Regions from separate parts of the Homo sapiens genome. Here regions 1 and 3 are each linked to region 2. The links are chromatin loops, found by intact Hi-C in ENCODE. Cell type or tissue: Caco-2. All regions are shown on one strand.

What was found. Peaks named below come from ENCODE experiments on the same cell type or tissue, not always from the same donor. Only the 100,000 strongest peaks of a DNase experiment are listed, where the experiment ranks them.
Region 1: it touches region 2 in a loop (18-fold over the local background); 8 of 110 quality-filtered maps call a loop at or near these places.
Region 3: a loop joins it to region 2, with 29 times the contacts of the local background. A loop is called at or near these places in 39 of 110 quality-filtered maps.

Annotation. Positions count from the first base shown.
Region 1 is chr16:52,858,565-52,866,564 of GRCh38, forward strand. No RefSeq gene overlaps it. Among named protein-coding and RNA genes, the nearest start is that of CHD9NB, 190 kb to the right of the region's middle. RefSeq lists a silencer at 3,073-3,367. In Caco-2, a CTCF peak has its summit at 3,205 (motif pointing left); no DNase peak of the experiment used is centred here.
Region 2 is chr16:52,065,375-52,073,374 of GRCh38, forward strand. The region is part of intron 2 of LINC02911 (long intergenic non-protein coding RNA 2911); the gene reads right to left. Among named protein-coding and RNA genes, the nearest start is that of LINC02911, 8.1 kb to the right of the region's middle. In Caco-2, no CTCF peak of the experiment used is centred here; a DNase peak (open chromatin) is centred at 3,197.
Region 3 is chr16:53,018,483-53,026,482 of GRCh38, forward strand. No RefSeq gene overlaps it. Among named protein-coding and RNA genes, the nearest start is that of CHD9NB, 30 kb to the right of the region's middle. In Caco-2, a CTCF peak has its summit at 4,150 (motif pointing left); a DNase peak (open chromatin) is centred at 4,099; H3K27me3 peaks cover 262 bases.

The DNA of each region.
Region 1 (8,000 bases), 790 kb after region 2:
AAGGAAATGATCTTGCCTTAAGAAAATGTTTAGCCTAGAAAGATAATGCAAATAGTATATGCAATAGTATAGACAATGCAATTGTATATGAAAATAGTGGAGTACAATAAATTGAAGGGCGCAAATCAGCTGTTGCCTAGCCACACTAAGCCTGTAGATATATTTGGCTTAATTTAAACATTGACTATAAAATATTCCAATTAGGCTGGGTGTGGTAGCTCACGCCTGTAATCCCAGCACTTTGGGAGGCTGAGGCAGGCAGATCACTTGAGCTCATGAGTTTGAGGACCAGCCTGGACAACATGGCGAAACCCCATCTCTACAAAGAACACAAAAATTAGCTGGGTGTGGTGGCATGTGCCTGTAGTCCCAGCTACTCAGGAGACTGTCATGGGGAGGATGGCTTGAGCACGGAAGGCTGAGGTTGCAGTGAGCCAAGATTGCACCACTGCACTCTAGCCTAGGCAATACAGCCAGAACATGTCTCAAAAGCAAAGAAAATATTTGAATTAGTTGCTGGAACTTAAAAATTAGGAACTTTTGTTTGAGAATCTACATGTCAGTCTTCTCTTGAAAAACAGGAAGTTTTTGCCATGTTGGACCTGTCTTCCTACATGGCAATAACTGGCTAAAGTAGCCTAGTGGCTGCCACTCATGCAGCTCTGGGTGTCCAGTGTCCCCTATGAACCACTATTTTATATCCAGTCTTCCTTGCTTGTTTATGTTGTCTGCCAGGCCCCTGTAAACAGCTGGTTAGCAACCTTTAGTGTAAATGCACAGAGCAAAAGGAGTAGAGGATATGCCTCATGCCTTAAGAACGGTTACGTTATAAGAGTCATGGGACTGAGAGACAGTCTCTATTTTTCCCTTTGTAACCATATTTATGAAGGTTTTAGAACAAGAATATATTCATGCCTTATTATCATAATTTTTCAAAAAAGTATATTAATATATTATGATCATGTATGTATATAACTAAAATTCTCTAAAAATACTATAAAAGCAGAATAAATGGAGTACTGTGGCTCCTCAGAAGAGAGATAATCTTCACTGGACAGAGCCATGCGATGATACCAGAGTCTCAGCTATGTACATTACTCGGCATTTAGCATAACAGATGTTACATGGTAATAGTCAACATATTTTCTGTGAGTGGATTCTCTAGATACATACAATGGCAAAATAGCCAAATTGGAAAGTCAAACAGAGCTAGTTTATATGAAACCTTGGACATAGTAGGTCATATTGAAAGAAAAAAAAAATCAGCCTTAGACCAATCTATGATATATTTTTTGCCTTTACTAATACAAAAAATAAGCTTGACCAGATTTCATATCTCCTTAAGATGGAACCATCTGAGCTAGTTGTGTTCTTGCCCACCCCATGCAGAAGCATGCATAAGCATGACCACCAATTGGGCAAATCCCAGAAAAGTTTCATTCTCTTTATATGCTGCAGGACAAGAATGTGTGCAAATGAATAACCACTACTTAAGCAAATCATCTTGACCCAATTTGTGGACCTGTTAACTTTTATTTTTCTTAATTTACTCTCTACAGAGTAGCTTTGTCCCATATACATCACGAAAAATTATTTAATCAGATTTTATTTTTAATTTTTCATTAAAAGCTGAAATAAGAGATTTTCTAGAATATATCCAAAATCTACAGAAAGCAGCGAAAGTAAACTTTAATAATCAGTCAGAATGCATAAAAATAAAAGGGAATAATTCTTTTTGTAACTCACATTGAAGCACTGATTTGTAAGGAGAAGGGTAATGTATAAATTACCATTTCTGAATTGGTGAGAACTGCAGTTATTTACTCATACCTTCGATTTGTGGCTATGCAGACAAACCAGCTTTACTTTAAAGATTTTTTAAAGAATTCCCTTCTTCTTAAAATAAGTTTGGATGCGATTAATCTGTTAGTCCTCCCAGCTCCAAGATCCTATGTTTTGTGACAAAAAATTCACTCAAACAGCTATTGTTTTTTAAATAATTAATTAGCACTGCCATAGCTAAAGTTGATTGGAGAAAAAAAAGAGCCCAGTAATAAGTTGTCTGAACCCATGTAATGATTTCTTCATTATGCATTATCTCTAAATTTTTTGATGGGATTATCTTATTATAAGGTAATGACAATATTCATTAGGTATTGAGTATTTTTATGTACCAGACACTTGACTTGTGTTATCCTCTTAATCTTGACATCAACACTATTAAGTGGGTACCATAATTTCTCCCATTGTATACATCAGAAAACGAAAGTTCAAGGGGTTAAATAACTTTCCCAAGGTTACAGAGGTAAGAAATGGTACCAAGATTCAAATCCAGGTTGATTTTGTGCCAAAATTTTGCTCTTAATCATTATACCATACAGTGTCCAGACCTAAGAATAAGCTTTTGTATGAAAAAAAAAACCCACAATTTTAAGCTACCCCTTTGATTGACTGATTAGATGATAGACTAAATATATCTTTATATTTCCCTATAGTTGTAACATCGCGTTCATTAAAAAGACATCAGAGATCTATAATTATTTTTATCAAGTTGCAAACACAATCCACACTGTTAAGAGAAATTCTTATAAATACATGCCTGAGGCCTCCCACTTACTCCCTGTACATTGCTTGATTACTCAGCTCTCTTGTCTGCATGGTTCCTTTGACAAAGAGTATGTCACTTTCATACCTAATAGCTAAATAGGATTGATATGATACCAAACAAATGCCTTTCCATTTGGGAGAATTTATGCTTGAAAAAACATATTTCCCCCAGGAAGCCTCCATTTATCATCAAGATGAATCTTGGGGATGGGTACAAGGCAGCCTCCAAAGGGAGGATTTGTTCACTTTCTTTGATTTGTCAGGTTTTCAGCTCTTAAAAGGGCACCTACAAATTAAGCGCACAGATTATTTTCTCAAACTCTTCTTGGTTCTGTTCATTTCAATGGGAGAATAGTAAAGTAGCATTTAGACCCAAAGTATTTTCCAAATGGAACATGCAAGTTGGGTGCTAAACATTTACCAAGAAGGCAGACGTGGAGTCCAGTCATCTTATTTCAAACAGAAACATTGTTTGGCCAGAAATCACTTCAGGGCAGAGCTGATTCCAACGTTCACAGCGGCTACAAAAAGGATTCTATTTTGGCAAGCAAACACTTCGAAAAAAGCATTTTTAGCCATCCATGAAAAAGGAGTGAGTGCCCCCTGGTGAAAATGTGGGAAACGTTTCCATATGTTATTTTTGGCTGGCAAGAAGGTGCAGATGTCTTCACAATAAAAATATACTCGCTATGAGAGCGCGCCTCCTTGAGAAGAGTTGGCAAGATTTGGGGCACTGGATCCACAGAGTGGCAAAGAAGCACAAAGGGAGGAAGAAAGCCAAGCCATCACCAAGACAGTCAGGAGGGTGGGCACTGGAGTCAGTCACACAAGCTGGGATCATGGGTGACTTCCGTTTTATTGTTGTATTTTTTATACCTGTGTTGGGTGGTCTGCCCTCTCCAAACTCACTCTCCACGTATCTTCACTCTAATCTGTGTCCAGGGAGGCTGACCTTTACAGATATATTAACACACTCCCTTCCCCTCTGGCTTGTAGGTGAGTTCAACCAAGGGAAGACACCAGCAGGTGACCAGAGGGTGGAAAAAGTGACACTGAGGTGTTTATTCCCAGAGCTCATTCTTTGCCAGTGCAGGCTGGAAGGGACTGTATCCCCCATCTTATGGTCTCAGCTCCATTAAGATAATCAGCTGACCTATATCTGTAAGTCTGTCTCTCTCCAGGTGAACTCTCCCTTTCAAAGTTCCTTCATGCTTAAGGGTGGTAACAGCTCCCCATTTTTGCTGACCTGGGGTGCTTCACCATTCTTGTTGAGTTCTTTTCTTTTTTTTTTTAAGACTGTGTCTCACTTTGTTGCCCAGGCTGAAGTGCAGTAGCATGATCATAGGTCACTGCAGCCTCGAACTCCTGAGCTCAAGCCATCCTCCTACCTCAGCCTCCTGAGTAAACAGGGCTACAGGTATGCACCACCATGCCTGGCTACAGGCTGGTCTTGAACTCCTGGCCTCAAGCAGTTCTCCACCTCATCCTCCCAAAGCACTAGGATTATAGGTGCGAGCCACCACACCTGGCCTTGCTGGGTTCCCTAAATCTTACCCACACCTCTGTGAAAAATCTATGCAGTAAATGTATCTTCTTGGTCTTTGTGAGTGTGCCATCTCTTTCCCATGAGTACTCTGACTGATACAGTACTTTCCATATATTCCAAAATTTCTACAATAAGCATCCATCCCTATCTAACTCCAGGGAAACCTAAGGCTTCTGGTAGTCCCAAATTCTAATCCCACCAGTTCTGACCACTTGGACTGGGGTTCAGTTAGAAGAATCGCAATGTGGGACTCTTTGTCTTCAAGGTCTCACTTCACTGCCGCATGCTCCAGTGATTAATTAGTCCACTGCCAACCTTTTGACTCAAGCTGCTGGCTTCACCTGCACCTCTACATTTTGAACAGGAAGAAGAAAGATTCTGTTTACATTCAGCCTTCACCTATCTCAGCAGGAGGGAAGGAGAACAAGTTGTTCTGTCAGGAAGAATCGAAAAGATTAAACAAACAGCATACTGCTTCTGCGGGTCTAGTGTTGGCAAGACCAGGAACTCTGTAAACCACAAGAACAGAAGGGCAGCCTGCTGGTCAGTGCCCAGGCATCCAGCCCAGGGATCTGTTTTTGACAAGAGAATACAGAAGTATTTAGGCCTTGCCAATTTACACCTGTCTTCCAAACATCCGGACTTCCCTCATTAATCTATTAGTTCGGTGCAAAAGTAATTGCTGCTTTTGTCATTACTTTTAATGGCAAAAACCTCAATAACTTTTGCACCAACCTTTAATATTATGAACTGTCATCCAAGATTGTCCCTATATGCTTTTTGTTGCAGTGAACAGAGATGATGAGTGACGAGCATGCCAGATTGCCTCCTCTCTTACTATGTGATGAGGACCAATTTTAACCTTTCCAAGACTGACTGCAATTGTCAAATGGAGACGATAATGCCTACAGCATAGGATGGTTTTAAGGGTATATGTGGCCAGGCAGGGTGGCTCACACCTATAATCCCAGCACTTTGGGAGGCCAAGGCGTGTGGATTGCTTGAGCCCAGGAGTTCGAGATCACTTTGGGCAACATAGTGAAACCCCATATCTGCGAAAAGGTACCAAAACATTTGCCAGGCATGGTGGTGAATGCCTGTAATCCCAGCTACTCAGGAGGCTGGGGTGGGAGGATCACTTCAGCCTGAGAAGGTTGAGGCTGCAGTGAGCCATGATCACACCACTGTGCTCCAGCCTGGGCATCAGAGTGAGACCCTATCTCAAGAAGAATAAAAGGGCAAATGAAGCCATGCATACAAGGGGTGCCATCCCAAACACAGAGTCGGCATTCAATAATATGGTTTTGCTCCTTCTCTTTGTCTTCTTGAGATATTCTAGGTTTCCATATCCTCATCAAACTTCAATAGTCTGATCATCATGAAGAAAACTGCTTAGAACTAACATAAAGACTGAGTCGTTCACGTCAAGGAAAGTTTTTCTTGCTTCCTTTCACAGTTGCCCAGGATTGAGCATACAAGGTATAATAAAGTTAGTATTAAGGGCTAATTATTGAGGACTTATTACACAGACACTCTGCTGAGACTTTTTTCCATTTTATATTTATCAAATATATGTGTCCATATTTAAAGAGTCAAAGAGTTTTACAAATTTGTACGAAACACAGCAATTCCTACCCTTTGCCCCACATCTATCTTCCTAGCGGACTCCACTTTCAAATCTAAAAAGGGAATATTTTGGCATTTACCTTCACAATTCTGAACAACATATTTCTTACCACTTCTTCATTTTGTAGTTTAGACATAATCTATTGGCCTCCTTCTATGGATAACGATAATGGAACTTTTATTCATTCCCCTGCCCCATCACTGCACATCCTTTCCACTCCCTCGGGTACCTAATATAGCTATTTGGTAATTTTGTCAGATCGATATTGTGTTGGCATATGACTATGTAAACGCTGCTCACAGCTGAGTCATGTGTACACTAATTATTTTTATTTCCCGTGCAAATTTCCCCAGAGATAATTGTCTTGCTTTCTCATTCGTTTTGTTTTCTATGAACATACCACTAGTGCAACTCCAAACTCCCAGCCTTTGGTCTAAAACTCTTTTTAAGACATTTATGTTATCTGATGTTCTACCAATTTCCTATTCTTAGAGAAATCTTTCCTGGAGGTTTCTGGTATGCTCCAACCTGAATTGGTTGCCTTCTAGGCCTGTTGCATGGCTACTATCTTCAACATCTTCCTGTGGATTCTCTTTGCCTCTTCCTTGTGTTGGATCTCTTCTTTTCTGAATCTCATATCTTCCTTCTTATTGGTTTATTCCCTCTTTTGGGTGGAGTACATACTTTAGTATCTTCTTGGGAAAGGATATGTAGGAAATAAAATTGTTGAAACGTTGCTTACCTAAAAACAGGTTTATTTGACCCTCATGCTTTGTAATTATTATGGGAAATAAAGAAATGCTTTGTAATATTGTTTCGAGCAAAGAATTTAAGAACAGTAAAACAACAGCAATAAAAGCTTTTGACAACTCTTATTATCTAGACAACAGGAAACTCCTATCTTTAAAGTAAAAGAAACAAAACTGGGGCCAGCCCAAAGAAAAAGCATTTCTGATTTTCACATACACCTAAAATAGCTCCTATTGCCATTTTTTCACCATCTCTGCTAGAAAACTCACGTAAGGCTTGTCCACTCTCACACATGATTGACAGTCTGGCTGTGTATAGAATTCCAAGTGGCAATCATTTTTCTTCAAATTCTGAAAACATCCTTCCATTTGTCTTCCAACATCCAGTATGGCTTTTGAGAATTTCAAAATCATTCTGATTCCTGGGCCTTTGTGTGCAACTAGTTTCTCTCTCGCTTTCTTTTTCTCACTCTTTCTCGCTGCTAGTGTTCTGAGATATATGAGGCTTGTGTATTTTCAATCACTAATAGTAATAGCATTCCAGCTTCCAACTCCATGGCTCTCCCTATCTGGGAATTTGCCCTTCCGTTTTGAGAAATGTTCTTCTATTGTTTCTCCCCACGTGTTTTCTTTCTGGAACTCCCGATGTTCAGATCTTGAACTTCGTGAGCTGGTGGTCCTCTAAATTTTCTTACTTTCTATCATATTGTCTTTTTAACTCTACTTTCTAGATTTTCTTGTTTTCATTTTTCCTCAGCTGAATTCTCTAACTCTTGAGTTTTTCATCTCTGCCCTCGTTTTTAATTAAGAACTCTATTTTGTTTTCTAAATGTTCCTTTTTTAAAGCATCCTCTTCTTGATTTATGGATGTAATAATGATAGGAAATTTTTTTTTCTTTTCCCTGCATGGTTTCTATTTTTTACCAGATTGGTTTTTGTTGATGTTCACTTTGACTTCTGTCAATGGCTAAGCTTTCTCTTAACTCTGGTAATCCAATTGTCTGCTGTATTGAAGAATATGGAGAAAAAAAGAGACTAGAAGCTCTAAGTGTGCTATACTGTCTGTGAACTTTACCAGGTGATCGGGCTGGGCTGTTCCCTTGTAAAATGTCCACAAACCAGACCAGATTCCCGAGAGAAGACTCATTTCCTAGATCTCCTAGGAAGGAAAAAGGCCTGAAAGTCAATTCCAGAAGCTGAGTGAAAGGATAGTTGGGGGGAATCTTAGCAGCCAGAATGCATTCATTCATTTACACCCAGTGTTTTCAGTAGGATAAACCCACCTTCTGGAATAACTGAGCTACCCTCATCCACATACCTCTGCTTTAACCTTGCCAAAGAATGAGCTCCAGGTCTTTCGTTGGGATAAAGGAGGGGCGGTTGTCCAGCTGCATGCCACTGGGGAGGAAATGTGAGCCTCAAACTCTTCCTAAACAGTCTTTGAACCAGTCCTCCTGGGCTCTGATCCCAT
Region 2 (8,000 bases):
TACATAGACAATCATGTCATCTGTGAACAAAGAAGGCTTTCTTTCTTTCTCCAAACCTTTATATATTTTATTTCCTTTTCTTGTCTTATTGCATTAGCTAGGGGTTCCAATATGATGCTGAATAAGAGTGGTGAAAGCAGACATTATTACTTTGTTCCTGATCTTAGAAGGATACCATCTATTTTCTCACCATTATGATGTTAGCTATTGATTTTTTTGTGGAACTCTTTATGAAGTTGAGGAACTTCCCCTTTATTCCTAGTTTACTGCGAGTTTTCATGATGAATGAGTGTTGGATTTTGTTAAATGATTTTTTTTCCACAACTACTTATTTGATTTAACTGATTGTATAATTTTTCTTCTTTAGCCTATTGATGTGATAGATTATATTCATTGACTATTGAATGTTGAACTAGACTTTTATACCTAGAATAAATCCCACTTGGCTATGTGTATAATTCTTTATATTGTTAAATATGATTGGCTAATATCTTGTTGAAGATTTTTGCTTCGATGTTTATGAGAGATATTGGTCTTTAGTTTCCTCTTTTCATAATGTTTTTGTCTAGTTTTGGTATTATGTTAATGCTGGTGTCATAGAATGAGTTAGGAAATATTCCTTCTGTTTTCTGGAAGAAACTGTAAAAACGTAGTAGCATTTCTTCCTTAACCATTTGAATTCACTAGTGAACATGCAGGTCTGGTGCTATCTGTTTTGGAAGGTTATTAATTATTGATTCAATTTGGTTATAGATATGGGCCTATTTAGATAGTCTATTTGTCTTTGTGTGAGTTTTGGTTACATCATTCACAAAGTTGGTTCATTTTCTCTAGGTTATCAAATTTACATACAGAGTTATTCATAATCCTGGTATCTTTTTAAATAGTAGATCTTTGACAAATATTTACATGTATTTTCTGGTTATTGAAATAGTATGGATGCTTCCTCGGTTTATCTTTGTTGAGCCAATTTTAACAATTTATCTCCTTAGGAAGTTATTATTTTGATCTACATTTTTAAATGTATTGGCATAATGTTGCACAAAATATTTCTTCTAGCTCATCTAATCTCTTAACATTTATATTTCCAGCTTCTGTTTTATTTTAAAAGTTGTAGTTCTCTTTCTTCTTGTCTCTTCTTTTAAAGACTTTCAAGGAAGAGGGGGTAATTTTAATGCTCTGAAGAAGTTTTTGGTTATTAATTGCATTTTGTTTTCTAATTTATTAAATTCAGCTGTTATTATCATTAGTTATATAATAATTATACTTGGATTGTTTTGGTGTTATCTTTAGTTTCATAAGTTAAATATTTAATTTATTTCAATTTTTTATATCTTTCTTGTTTAATAACCAAAATATCCACAATGAGGCTACATACTTTTGTAAATGATTTGTAACCTTGGGTTTGAGTTGTTGTAAGGTTTGTATGTTATAGGATTTCTTAAGATTTTCTTTATGGTAATATGATAAATATTGACAAATGTTTCCATAATAAAAAAGAATATGTATTTGCTATAGATTATTCAGTTTTGCATATATTTATTACATGTGCTGGTTAATAGTTTCCAATTCTTACTCTGCTTTCTCTTCACTTTCACTACATTTAAAGATCTAATTCTCTTCACTTTCTAGAAACACTTTTTAGAGATTTTTTACTTCAGAAGTCTAAACCCAGAGGATCCAGACATATGACCAATCACATTAGATTTTCAAAGTTTGTCCTAGCTGCCTTTCTCAGATGGAAGAATATGTGATTGTTCTGATGGCCACTGGCAGTTTCCTGCCAAGGGAACACAGACTGATTGTTTACTGTATAAACGAGTTGCTGGGACACACTGAATTTTCTGGGGTAGAATTTGATCTCCACACAATATAAACAGCAAAGCAGAGAAAAGGGAAAAAAATTATTTTCTTCTGTGTTTCCAAGGAATGAGATTTCAAAGGCGGCAATGTAGCCATCCCATGAAACAGCCAATAAACACTCAACAGCCAACATCTCATCTAGATTTGTTCTCTGTAATATCCTCATCAACCTACTACTCTGCATCCCACCATCATCTCTGGTCTGTCTCAAGGTCTAATTAATTCAGACCAGGGCCCATGTAAGAACTTCCTAACTGATGGTTCTGCTTTCTGTCTCTGTTCCTTCCTGTCATTTAACCCCAATAACCTATATTCCTAAAGCACTACTCTGAGAACAGCTTTCCCTTAAAATCTCCCTAAACAATGAAGCCAAAACTTCTTAGACACCAGATTTCCTTGAGAATAGGACCAGCCCTCCTTTCTAACCTTTTCAACCTACCCCTTTCCATTAACCCTCATGATATCCCAGTCATAAACTCATAAACTGCATACCCATTTTTTACTTTGTCATCACGAAACATTGTCAAGCTGAAAATCTTTTGTTTCCTACATTAAAAATTGGGATACCTAAAGTCATAGTTCCATAAGTACCTTGTGATGTACTAGGCATTGTAGTGAATGTTCTACATGTATTATCTTCACTTAATCTTCACAACATTTTGATGCGATAGGCATTGTTATTATCACTGGCCATTTAACACACAAGGGCATGGACACTTAGAGCAGTCAAGTCTGAATCCAATGCATACTTGGTTAAGTGTTACGCTGTACTCTTCCTTAATTACCCTGCCAGGACCAAGAGAATCCTTGCAGTCTAGACTAATGACTCACATAAAGTAGGCACTCATTATATAGTGAATAAATGGTTGAATGACTGAGGAAATGTGAAAAGACATCTTAAAATGCTTTAGAAATGGTAAATTACTATGCAAATATTATATGTCATCCACAAAATCACTATTATTAAGCTGCTTTTATGATGAAAGTTGATACCTTTTTTCATTTATTTCTATGCCTTGTATTAATATTTGCTAAGTGAAAACATTGATCTAGGTTTTTGTCAATTGTTTTTCCTCTAAAGCCAAGCAGAAACTTCATCTTCCATCATGTGAACACCTTGTCCAATTGGCAAATATTGACAGTAAGAAAACATCATGTTGAAATTAGCCTTCTATTCTTGTATATTATTGAAAAATCAGAAGTACAAGACCATAGGCTGTAGAGGAGCTGTGTGCACCCACCTGTGTGTGTGTGTGTGTGTGTGTGTGTGTACGTTTGCCCAACATTTTCAAACATTTAGTTTTACTACATTTACTCTTTCTGACCCGGTACAATCTCAAACTGCATACAAGCAGCAGATGTCAGTGTTGTGCAACTTTCAGGCTGACTGCTTGCAGAGGCAAGCTGTTCTTTGTCGCCTAGAGACAGAATCAACAGTCATTTGTACCCACAAACAAACACCCTTAGGTGCTAGGTAAATCGTAGAGGTCCCCCATAAAGAAACTGTAATTTGAGAAATTACACAGCAACTTATAAAGATGTAGTTGTGATTCAAAGGTTGCAATGGATGGGCACAGCATAAATAGTGGAACCTATCGTGTTTTGCTGGCCGAGAAGGAGATAGGGACACCCAGAAAGCACTGGTTTGGCTCCTTTGTCACAACTGCTGTGAGCCAAAGCAAAGGAAGGTCAGACTAAATCGGCCTCGTTTGATGAAAGAACAGTGTTTTCTATTTGCAACCCATGTGGTCAGATGGCCAAACTCCTAATATGTCCTCAAAGCCCAACATAATCTGGTTTCTGACTGCTTCTATAGCTTTCTTGGGAGCCACTCTTTCTCCTTTTTCTCTGCTGCAGCCACTGCATTCTTCCCAGCTCACAGGCTCTGCTTGTAATGCTCTTGCCACATGCCCCTGTCTCTCCTTTAGTGTCTACTCTTCAGATCTCAGCTCAAATGTCCCTTTATCCTGAAAGGTCAGGCTCCATACATCAGGTCTTTCTTTTATGGTCTCATAGTACCCTTTAATGCCCCTCCATAGACTTATCACAATTTTCAATTATATATGTGTCTGATTCTTTAATTAGTATCTGTGTACCCAGCTCCAATAAAAGTGCCAATTCCATAAAGGTAGATTATGTGGCTGTTTTGCCCATTACTGTTTCCCTAGTACCTAGCATGGTACACGGCATATGGAAGATTCTCAACATATAAATGTTAAATAAAAAAAATGTTAAGAGGATGAATGAATGGATAAATAAGTAAATTGGTGAATGAACAAATACGTGAATTGATTCCATCTACTCTTCCACTGAATAGACATCCATGTACCAGTGAGCGAATACAAGGTAGGCTGGCTTAAGAAGAGGAGAGTATCTCAAATACCTGGATATAGAGTGATCACTGTTGTTCCAGGATTCTGAGAATAACTCAGCAGGTTGAGAGACTGACCTGCACAAATGGATTCTGACTTGGGCCTACATTCTGGTGGCAGAGTTCGAGTTCTCCCCTGCAGCAATGAATTTCTGTCTAGCACTTCTGAATGCAACCATCACATACTGGTCTCCTATCAGTAAAGAAAGGGGATCAGGTTGCAAATATGTGAGGAATACAGGCCTTTCTTCAGAATCGTGTATTTGGGATGTATCATGTGACAGAGAAGAGCTTATAGACAAAGATAAAGAGAGATAAATGGGTTGATTTTTTTCTTCTAGGGTATACACCCAAAGGGGAGAATAATCTAGCTATTTTTCCTTCTTCCACAAGATGGGGCAATCGGAATGAATTTAACTACAAAGGCGGACTCACCAGTAAATGTCTTTTCCATGTTAAACAGCCCTATTCGGTCAGACCAGAAAAATGCAGCTGGTTTTGAACTTGTTTATGCAACTGTGTAGCATTTCCTGAAAATGGTAGACCTGGGGTAGACAACAGTTAGGCTGGAGGGGAAAGCCTAGGGCACTTGCCCACTCTATATTGGAGTCAAAGGGTGCTGCCCAGCTTCCAGAACCCCCAGCATTCCAGCCCCAGGGAGTTGCAAGGGTCTCTGGCTCAGAAACAGCTGCTGCAAAATTGAGCAAATTTACCATTCAGAAACATTTTCTTACATTAGAAGGAAATTCTAGATGAGATATAATGATGTCTACTTTGAAATAAATTATTGTAATATAATCAATCACAGTGTACAAATTCTAATTCTTAATATTAGTCTGCTGCTTACAGTCTGCAAGATGATTTCATTCAGTGGAATATTCCACAATGCATTAAATCAGGCCGCACATAAAATAATTATGACACTAGAGTTTTATTATTCTACCTATGACCTATGTGCACATAACCCTTCTTGCTTCTTCCTGGTTATAGGTCTATTACTAGATCATTATAAATTTTTCTTTGGAAAGAAATTAGTGGAAATGGGCTTGACAACAATTTCTAGATTAAATTAGCACTGTTCAGAAAGATAATTAATATTGGTATGGTACTTTTTTGATCATTGTCTCATTTGATTTTCCCGACAATCTGTAGGCTAAATATTACTTTCATCATCACTCTTTCACAAATATATGACATGGGATATTTACTTATTCAAGTGTCAATATGGGATATTTATTTACTTAAGTAGGCACAGCAGGTAAAACCTGGAGATAGCCATGAACATGGCCTTCAGGTTCCAGTTCTGACAGGTCATGGAAGAGAGTAGGGAAAAGAGAGAAATTAGAGAAGGGAACTAGCACATGCTTTTATGAGGGCTAAATACACATTGTATAAGGTAGGAAACCCAGCCAAAGTGGCTTAAACCTCAAAAATAATGGATTGGCTCCCATAATAGAAAAATCCAGAAGTTCTAGTTCCAAAAGATGTCATCATGGATCTAGTCCTTGAGGACAGCTAGTTTCACCTGATATTTTCAGTTCATCCAGGTTATTTCCTTGTGGTAACAAAATAATCTAAGCAGGTTCGTGTCTCATAGGGTCCCACTGAACCACATTGTTCTGGGGAAAAGAGTGTCTCTTCCTGAAGTTCTCTCACCTGTGACTCACCCTGTCATTGGCTCAAACGGGGTTAAAGGTCCATTCCTGAACCAATCTCAGCTGGGAAGATAGGCATGACTTATCGTCTTAACCCAATCAGAATTCCTACGCTGAAGCCAATTGCACTCAAACTTTCCTTGCTAACAGTGGGAGAGCTGTACATTATACAAAAAGAAAGCCAGGAGAAGGAGAAAATGGAGAAATCATAAAATATATCTACATTTTTTGGAGTTTAACAAATTAGAAAACATTGTCTCTTTTAATATATAAAAATTTATAAGAGTACTAGAACAATCCTGGTTGATACACAATTATTTTTTAAAAGCAATAAACCATTGTAAAATGTTCTGAAGAAGGCCTTAAGCATTAGCTTTAGAAAACTTAAAAACTAAATTTATAGATATTACACTAGCAACACCTGATGCCTAAAAAGCAGAGGATTGCTCAGTAACCCTGGAGAATTCAGACATTTAGAGCAGGCAAGTGTTAAGAGGTGGGAAAAAATACCAAAAACAAAAACATCCACTTAGGTTGAAAACTTGCTAGGTCCTTTATATAAACATCTTCAAGAAGTACTATCCAATGAAACCTCCAAGGGCACTCTGTCTCCTCAACCACTAATTTTTTCAAGCACCTCTGTCCTCATTACTACAAGCGTTTGGAGTGATAAGACCTCCCTATCTCACAGGGTTTTGTGACAAATAAAGGCAAGAATGTGCATAAAAGGCTTTGTTAATGTAAATGCTCACAAATGTAAGAATTATATTGATGAGAATTTTATGTATAGTTTTTAAGATGCTGTAGAAAAAAAAGACATACCTACCAAAAAACAGGTTCTACATTGACCTTAACAAAATAAATGGATGTCAGTTACATATAGCTCGCTTGCACCAACCTCCCATTTTCCCACTTCATCAATCTCAACTCTCTCAGATCTTCGCCTAATGCACTCCACATAGTACACTCTGAACTTTTTGCACAACCCAGATGGTATACATGGATCCATATGCCTGTTTTCAAGATTGGCTAATTGGCCTCATTTGCACAATAAACTATTAAGAACTCTCTAATAAAAGTCGACAATGTTGCCACACTTTGTTAAAGAGCTAAAGGTTCTGAAATGCAATGCCTATCATCACTTTATAAAAGAGCTGAATTTGAGAGAAAAAGCTCTTACAAACCCTTATTGAAGGAGAATTTTCCCAATGGACACAGTCTTAGGAACAGTTGGGACCAGGGACTCCAATGCCACCAGGATTCTCTCTTTTTCCCAACTCTGCTTCTCTGTTTGCTGGCTTCATTCTTTCCATGCAAACCAGCTTTCACAACATAGTGAAAAACATGGCTGTCTAAGCTTCCATGGCTATAAACTTCTATCTCCTATTTCCAATTTGAAAAATTCCAGGAAGAGATTGGCATACATTGGGTTGGATGTCCAGCCCTTTATCAATCAATCATGTCCAGGGTATAAGGTCTGATAAATGCATTGTAACTGTAAACAAATATTTGTAGTTGGGAATGTAAGAGCTCCCCACCAAAAAGAGGGCCTATTTTTACAAAATAAATGAATAGTTTGTCCTGGTAGTGGTTGTCCTGGGTAGGCAAAAGATTAGTGTCCACATAAAAAGGCAGAGTTAGTAAAGACATGAGTCTGCCCCTGTAAAACAGTACCAGTCAAACATTTCCCCAGGTCCGAGATTTGTTTACTCTATAATAAGAAGAATAAACCTGCCCATTCCACCAAACTGTGGCAACAATCGCCTGAAACGTGAGTGCATAGTAACTTCAAAAATATTACAAAATTTCAAGGTATGACTGTTGCTATTACTATCTATATAGGTTACTAAATTTCCCATTTTTCACACTGATGCCTGGAGTCAGACTGACACAGCAAGTAGTTTGAATAAACTGAAGCTCATCTAACATCACAGGCTGTGAGTACACTCCTTCTCAAGCCATATTGCCGTCCAGCTGTGTGTGGTTATTATGCCAAGTTCATCAAGAGATATTTGAGCTTCTCAGGGAGCAGGAGGAGGGGAAGACAGAATGAGACTCAGATGGAAGGAAATAACTCAACCAAAAAACCTCTGATTAGTCTACTTCCTAGA
Region 3 (8,000 bases), 950 kb after region 2:
GCAGAGGTTGCAGTGAGCCAAGATCCCGCCACTGCACTTCCACCTGGGTGACAGAGCAAGACTCCACCTCAAAAAAAACAAACAAACAAACAAAAAAATACAGCCAATACATCATTTCCTAATTTTTCATGTAATACCTGTTAGTTGATCACTTTTAATAAGTGAACACACGCATAGTAGGGGGAAAAAATAAAGAAACCAACGCTGTCCTTTTCTGTCCTTTCTTATAAGTTCTGGACTGTTATTCAAACTCTTTGAAAAAAAAAAAAGTGTAAACTATGAAAACAAATGAAATTATTAAAAGCACATTCTCTTCTCATTCTTCTTCAAAAAATGGAGACTTGCTGTGCAGCCTTTAAGATTTTGCAAAGAAATAAAGGAGGAAGGAGGAGACATTGTTCTATGTCTGCAGCCTCAGCCCCTGGAAGAGCTGCACAGATGCCCAGGCTTGAGAGAAGCACTCAGCCTGCTCTGAGGAGGGAATCAGCCTCTGTTCACTTCAGCCTCCCTTCAGGTTCCCATCTCCTGCCCAGAGACAATTGTGGCCAGAGTGCTCACACCTCCTGCCACTGCACCACACACATGCTAATTAAAGCCCTTAGACGGTCTTTATTGCTTTAAAGATAAAGATCAACAACAGAACTGTGGCCTAAAAATCCCATCATGGTGTGAGCTCTGGCTAGCTTTCCAGCCTCATCTCACACCCATGGCTGTCTCTGAGGTCCAGGAATACTGACTCTCTCCTCCAAGTAGTTAAAGGTCCTTCTACCACAGGGCCTTTGCATGTGCTGACCCCTCAGCCTGGCTAATATCTACTTATTCTTGACATCTTGAGATCTCGGATCACACAAAGTTTTCCTCAGATGTATCTGGATGTGTCAAAGTCAAACTCTCTGTTATTTATTCTGAAACATTTGTCACAGTTGGAGTTTTACATTTACTTATTCCATTATTTCATTAATGTCCCAACTAGACTATACGACCCATGAAGAATGAGACATGTCTCCTTTTGCTGACCACTGGCTCCCCCAGACTCTCCCCCACCCCACAAAGCCTTGTATATGGTAGGCACACAACATTTGTCAAATGACAAATAAGGAGTTTATGAAACAAGAATGAATCAATGAAACCTCCAAATCCACTGACCCCTGCAATCACTGCTTCAGAACTTACACAGGCTCTGTCAAAGTGTCTCCTCTTGCAAATTTGAGAGGTTTTTTTTTTTCTCAAAAAAACTTTGAGACGGAGTCTTGCTCTGTCTCCCAGGCTGGAGTACAGTGGCACAATCTCAGCTCACTGCAACCTCCATCTCCTGGGTTCAAAAGATTCTCGGGCCTCAGCCTCCCAAGTAGCTGGGATTACAGGCACATACCACCACACCCAACTAATTTTTGTATTTTTAGTAGAGATGGGATTTCACCATGTTGGCCAGGCTGGTCTCAAACTTCTGGCCTCAAGTGATCCATCTGTTTCAGCCTCCCAAAGTGCCAGGATTACAGGCCTCAGCCATCATGCCCAGCCTCAAAGATACCATTTTTTTTAATCCACCTCCAAAACAACCCACTTAATAATAACTTATCAGTGGTCTCCCTGGCACAAATCCATTTCATAGAAATAATTTTTAGTACTTTAATGATGCCTTTCTGCCCTACAGCATATGACAATAAGGAATAATTAGCTCCACAACTATAATATGAAAAGGGTGGAATGCATTTAAATTGGAATTGATTTTTGTTTAATCTGTATTTTCATGGGCAGAAATCAGGTTTCTCTCAGCCACCTCATTACAAAGGACAAGTTGATGTTGCTTTGGGGATGTTGGAAGTCCTCCCTTCCAATAGAGGAAGGGCCAGAACTCACCTTCATCCTAGTTTGACTTTTCTTAGAGTTATTGTTTCCTGCACAGGTATGCCCTGAACTTGGACCTCAGCCTACCACTGATATAATAAATGTCCGATCTCAGGTGTGTACACCCCTTCTATCATTTATATGACTTATGTCCTGCTCATGACTTCAGTCCTGCCCAGGGTCATTGGCCTCAGGAAGTAAATCTTTTTCTGTAGGTTCCTGAGTATGGGCCCCTGACACAACTGAGTGCTTTAATACAGGCTAGTTTCTGCCAAGAATAATGACCAGAGAATAGATGGATGCGCAGGAGTCATGGCCTCAGCTCTGCAAATTGTTTCTCTTTGTCCATCCTAGATAATAAAAATACCACCTTGGCCAGGCACGGTGGCTCACGCCTGTAATCCCAGCACTTTGGGAGGCCTAGTGGGTGGATGACCTGGGATCAGGAGTTGGAGACCAGCCTGACCGACATGGTAAAACTCCGTCTCTACTAAAATAAATAAATAAATAAATAAATAAATAAATAAATAAATAAAAAATTAGCCGGGCATAGTGGTAGGCACCTGTAATCCCAGCTACTCGGGAGGCTGAGGCAGGAGAATTGCTTGAACCCAGAAGGCGGAGGTTGCAATGAGTCAAGATTGCACCACTGCACTCCAGCCTGGACAACAAAAGCAAAACTCCATCTCAAATAAATAAATAAATAAATAAGATAAAAATAAAAGTACCATAATGTACAGAGCTCCTTAACTCAGCATGTACAATGAAATCACTTATAGAACATTTTGAATGCCACCAACCCTCAAATCAGATTTTCCAGAAATAGGGACTAGGGCATCTATATGTTTTTCTGCTTTGTTTTGTTTTGTTTTTTTGAGACAGAGTCTGGCTCTGTCACCCAGGCTGCAGTGCAGTGGGGCAATCTTGGCTCAATGCAACCTCCACCACCCGGGTTCAAGTGATTCTCCTGCCTCAGCCTCCTGAGTAGCTGGGACTACAGGCGCACACCACCATGTCTGGCTAATTTTTGTATTTTCAGTAGAGATGGGGTTTCACCATGTTGGTCAGGCTGGTCTTGAAGTCCTGACCTCAAGTGATCCACCTGCCTTGGCCTCTCAAAGTGCTAGGATTACAGGCATGAGCCACTGCACCCAGCTGGCATCTATATTTTTAAAACACCACAGTGGTGCCGATATGTAAGTAAGATCGAGAGCCACTGACACAACAGCCCTCTACAACTTGCAAAAAGCTTTCACCCTATTCCCAAAGGGTTAAGTACTAATTGCCCCATTGCGCAGATATGAAAACAGAGGTTCAGAGGTTAGTGACTTGCCCAAGGACAAACAGTTTGCAAGTGAACTTATCTAGAATCAAACAGGAATGTCGGCCTCAAAGTCCTTTAATCCAGAATGAATGGAGGCTGATGTATACTCCGTGGCCAAAAAGAATGATGATTAAAAGCAGTTTAGCCTGTGGTTCCTTAACTGGGTTGCTAATGAGCTGGTGGTGCTTTTAATTTATTTTCAAGTATTTTGAAGAATAATCCAGAACCTGTCATCCTTCTGAGGTGGTTCCTTTCACAAAGTTGTGGTTAGTGTTGTGTGTGGCCTTGCTACCTTGTCCACACTGCTGATTATAGCAGGCAGGATATAGGACAGACCAATGACCTTTAAAAAGGCCACTTACAACCAGATAGATGGTGGGTGGTTTCTTGATCACTCCCTCATCACTACGAATCAGCAGCTCACGATAAACCTTTAGTAAGGCCTCTAGGGGTGGCAACTGGGGAAGGGCAGCAGAAGTGAAGGGGCAGTAGCTGGAAGTCAGAAACAGAGGGAGAGCCATTGGAAAGAAGCACACAGCAGGAGTCATACGTCCAACCGCATCACCAGATTAGGGATAGCGGAAGCTCACCGTAAGGGGTGACAAGGTTGTCAGGTCACTATTGCTGCTTTGAATCCCAAACTCATTTTAGAGACATAGCTTGTGCAATTTTTTGGACAACTTTCCGTCTCCTTCACATCCCTAGGTATTCCTAAAATTAACTTCCCATATCATCCTCCTTGCTCCTGAAAAGTCCAGTTAAGGAGTGGCCATAACAAGGCATCCCCCCTCTTGCTGAACACCTCAAGGGAGAATTCTTTGGCCTCTGTTCAAAGAAAGGTATCTGGGTGGCTTTGGAGCTTCCCAGAATTCTCTGTACCTCTGAGAAACCACAGGGCATCCACCATTGTCCAGGACCACTGCCTGGTGGAGCGGCTCTGCATTCCTTTGCCTATGTTGCCCTCTAGTGCTCACTCCCTATAGTTATCTTTACATACTATTTCCCTTTTGATGCTAAGTTTAGGAATCCAAAATCTGGAACAAAAACTTCTTATAAGTTTATCCAGCCTGGGCGCGGTGGCCCACGCCTGAAATCCCAGCACTTTGGGAAGCTGAGGCGGGTGGATCACCTGAGGTCAGGAGTTCGAGACCAGCCTGGCCAACATGGCAAAACCCCGTCTCTACTAAAAATAAAAAAAATAGCTGGGTGTGGTGATGTGTGCCTATAATCCCAGCTACTCAGTAGTCTGAGGCAGGAGAATCACTTCAACCTGGCAGGCAAAGGTTGCAGTGAGCCGAGATGCGCCACTGCGCTCCAGCATGTGTAAAAAAGCAAAATTCCATCTCAGGAAAAAAAAAAAAAAGGAGTATCCATTACTTCATGGAAATTCATCTAGCAGTACCTATATGATATATTCGCTTTTCTGTATGTATCTTAAAAGCATTTTAAAATCTCTCCATGCATTCATCTGTCAAATATTTACTAAGTGAGTGCCTACCATCGGACAGAAAGCCTCCCTTTTAGGTAATAGAAAATACAGTTCCTGCCCTCATGGAGACCTAGCAGGGGAGACTGACAGTAGATCTCATAAACAGATGTGAAATGACAATTGTGACCATGCCGCAAAGGAGAGGTTCATGGGACGCCTGTTAGGGAGATCCGGGGGGGCTTCTCTGGAGAAGTGAGAATGGACTAAAATATGAAGGACCAGAGTTAGGATGTTAGAAAAAAAAGAGGGGCCAGGGAGAGCAGCAAGTGCAAGAACACCCCTGTGTCAAAAAAGGAGTAGGATGCATTTGAAGACGTGAAAGCAAGCCGCTTTAGCTGGAATGTGAAAAGTAGGGGTTTGGGGCACCATGGGAGGACAGGCTGGAGGGACAGCTGAGGGACAGCCTTTACGTGGCCTGGTTGACCACATCAGAATTTTGGTCTTTAAAAGGGTACTCCCTTTGCAAACCCCCACCTTTGTGTGGCAGATGGAAAATTGAAAGTACCTATGATTGGATGCAAAAAGCATGGGAGTGTAACTGTGTAACTTCACTTCAGCCTCTGATTGCAGGCAAAGTCTTCATTTGCATAGAAGTGTAACTTTTGTAACTTCAGCCTCCAATTGGCTGCTTTCCACAAGCAATCATACTGATCGTGGGCCACCATTTCATTTACCTGAGGCGAGCACCAAGTGGCCAGTGGGAAGCCTCTAGTGGGTATTTGGACCAGAGAAGACTCTGTATTGGGGCCTTTGAGCCACTGCTCCAGCCAGCTCCCAAACTGTGGAGCGTACTTTCATTTCAATAAACCCTTGCTTCCCTTAAAAAAAAAAAAAGGAATTTCGGTCTTTATTAAAACGAAGAGTGCTTGATTGTCTTATTTTGTTGAAGAAGAAGGTAGGTGATCAGATTTGGGTTTTGGAAAGATCCCGCTAGTTTTGCGTAGAAGATGGATTGAAGCGGGACCGCAGCTTTACAGTAGATGAGGTCAAAGGTCATTATTCTTGCAGTCCTGGTGAAAGATGATAGTGACTTGGGCTCAGTGATAGCAGCAGAAGTGGAAAAAAGGAGATAGAGTCAAGATAGAGGATAATGGGGCTTGGTGGTGGATTGCATGTGGGAGGATGGAGAAGGACAGGGGTGTGTCAAGGATGATTCAGAATTCTGGTTTCAGTAACAGGATAGTGGTATCATTTCCTTTTTTGTTGCATTTTTTGTTTGTTTGGGGGTTGTTTTGTTTTGTTTTGAGACATGATCTTGCTCTGTCACCCAGGCTGGAGTGTAGTGGTGCAAGCACAGGTCACTGCAGTCTCAACATTCTGGACTCAAGCGATCCTCCTGCCTCAGCCTCCTGAGTAGCTGGGACTACAGGCATGTGCCACCACGCCCAGCTAATTCGTTTTTAATTTTTTGTAGAGATGGGGGTCTCACTGCGTTGCCCAGGCTGGCCTCAAACTCCTGGCCTCCAGCAATCCTCTCACTTCAGCCTCCCAAAGTCCTGGGATTACAGACATGAGCCACCATACTTGCCCTTTGTTTCCTATGATAGGGAACATTGGCAGAGAAACAGATTTCGGCGGATGGGGGATGAGAAAAGCATGAGTTTGGTGTTGGAAAAAGTAAGATTAATGTGCCTTTAGGACATTCAAATGGCTACATCGGTCAATTAATATAGTCAGTAAATTCTTACTCAGCCCTTCATATGTGTCAGGCACTACTCTGGGCTTTATCTCCCATAGAGTTTACATTGAGGCTCATCCCTTCACCTCTCTGCTTAGAGCCCTGCCTGCCTGTCCTAGCCAGATAAAAATCCATTGAGTATTCAATAAGCTTTTTCTTGGAGCTGGCTACATATGAGACATTGAGCTCAGTGTTCTACTTGATTAGGTGATTCTATACTTTTTTTGTTTTTCTTTTCTTTTTGTTTTAAGATTCACGGTAGGCTGGGCCAGTGGTTCACCACTGTAATCCCAGCACTTTGGGAGGCCAAGGCCAAGGTGGAAGGATCACTTGAGGTCAGGAGTTTGAGACCAGCCTGGCCAACATGGTGAAACCCCATATCTACTAAAAACACAAAAATTAGGCCAGGCAAGGTGACACATGCCTATAATCCCAGCTTCTTGGGAGGCCAAGGTACCAGAATTGCTTGAACCCTGGAGGCAGAGGTTACAGTGAGCTGAGATTGTGCCACCGCACTACAGCCTGGATGATAGAGCAAGACTCTGTCTCAAAAAAAAAAAAAAAAAGATTCATGGATACATGTGCAGGTTTATTACAGTGATAATATTACGTGTGATGCTGATGTTTGTGTTTCTAATGAGTCCATCACCCAAGTAACAAACATAGTACCTGATAGGCAGCTTTTCAACCCCTGCCCCTTCCCCTCCCTTTTTGTAGTCCCCAGTATCTATTGTTTCCATCTTTGTATCTGTGTACCCAATGTTTAGCTCCCACTTGTAAGTGAGAACATGTGGCATTCAGTTTTCTGTCCCTGCGTTAGTTTGCATAGGATAATGGCCCACAGTGGGATTCGTGTTGCTGCAAAGGACATGAATTTGTTCTTTTTTATGGTTGTGTGATATTCCATGCTATATATGTACCACACTTTCTTTATCCAATCTACCGTTGATGGGCACCTGGGTTAATTCTATGTCTTTGCTAGTGTGAATAGCAAAGTTGCAATAAATGTATGAGTGCTGGAATCTTTTTGGTAGAAAGATTTGTTTTCCTTTGGGTATGTATCCAGTAGTGAGATTGTTGGGTCAAATGGTAATTCTATTTTTAGTTCTTTCAGAAAGCGGGATTCCATTTCTTTTTTTTTTTTTTTTTTTTGAGATGGGGTCTTACTCTGTCTCCCAGGCTAGAGTGCAGTGGCGCCAATCTTTGCTCACTGCAAGCTCTGCCTCCTGGGTTCACGCCATTCTCCTGCCTCAGCCTCCCGAGTAGCTGGGACTACAGGCGCCCGCCACCACGCCCGGCTAATTTTTTGTATTTTTAGTAGAGACGGGGTTTCACTGTGTTAGCCAGCATGGTCTCGATCTCCTGACCTCATGATCCACCCGCCTCGGCCTTCCAAAGTGCTGGGATTACAGGCATGAGCCACCGCGCCCTTTCCTTTTCTTTTCTTTTCTTTTCTTTTCTTTTCTTTTCTTTTCTTTTCTTTTCTCCTGAGACAGGGTCTTGCTCTGTCATTCAAGCTGGAGTACAATGGCACAATCATGGCTCACTGCAAACTGGACCTCCCATGCTCAAGCCATCCTCCCACCTCAGCCTCCCAAGTAGCTGGGACTACAGGCACAAACCACCACGCCCAGCTAATTTTTGTATTTTTTGTAGATACC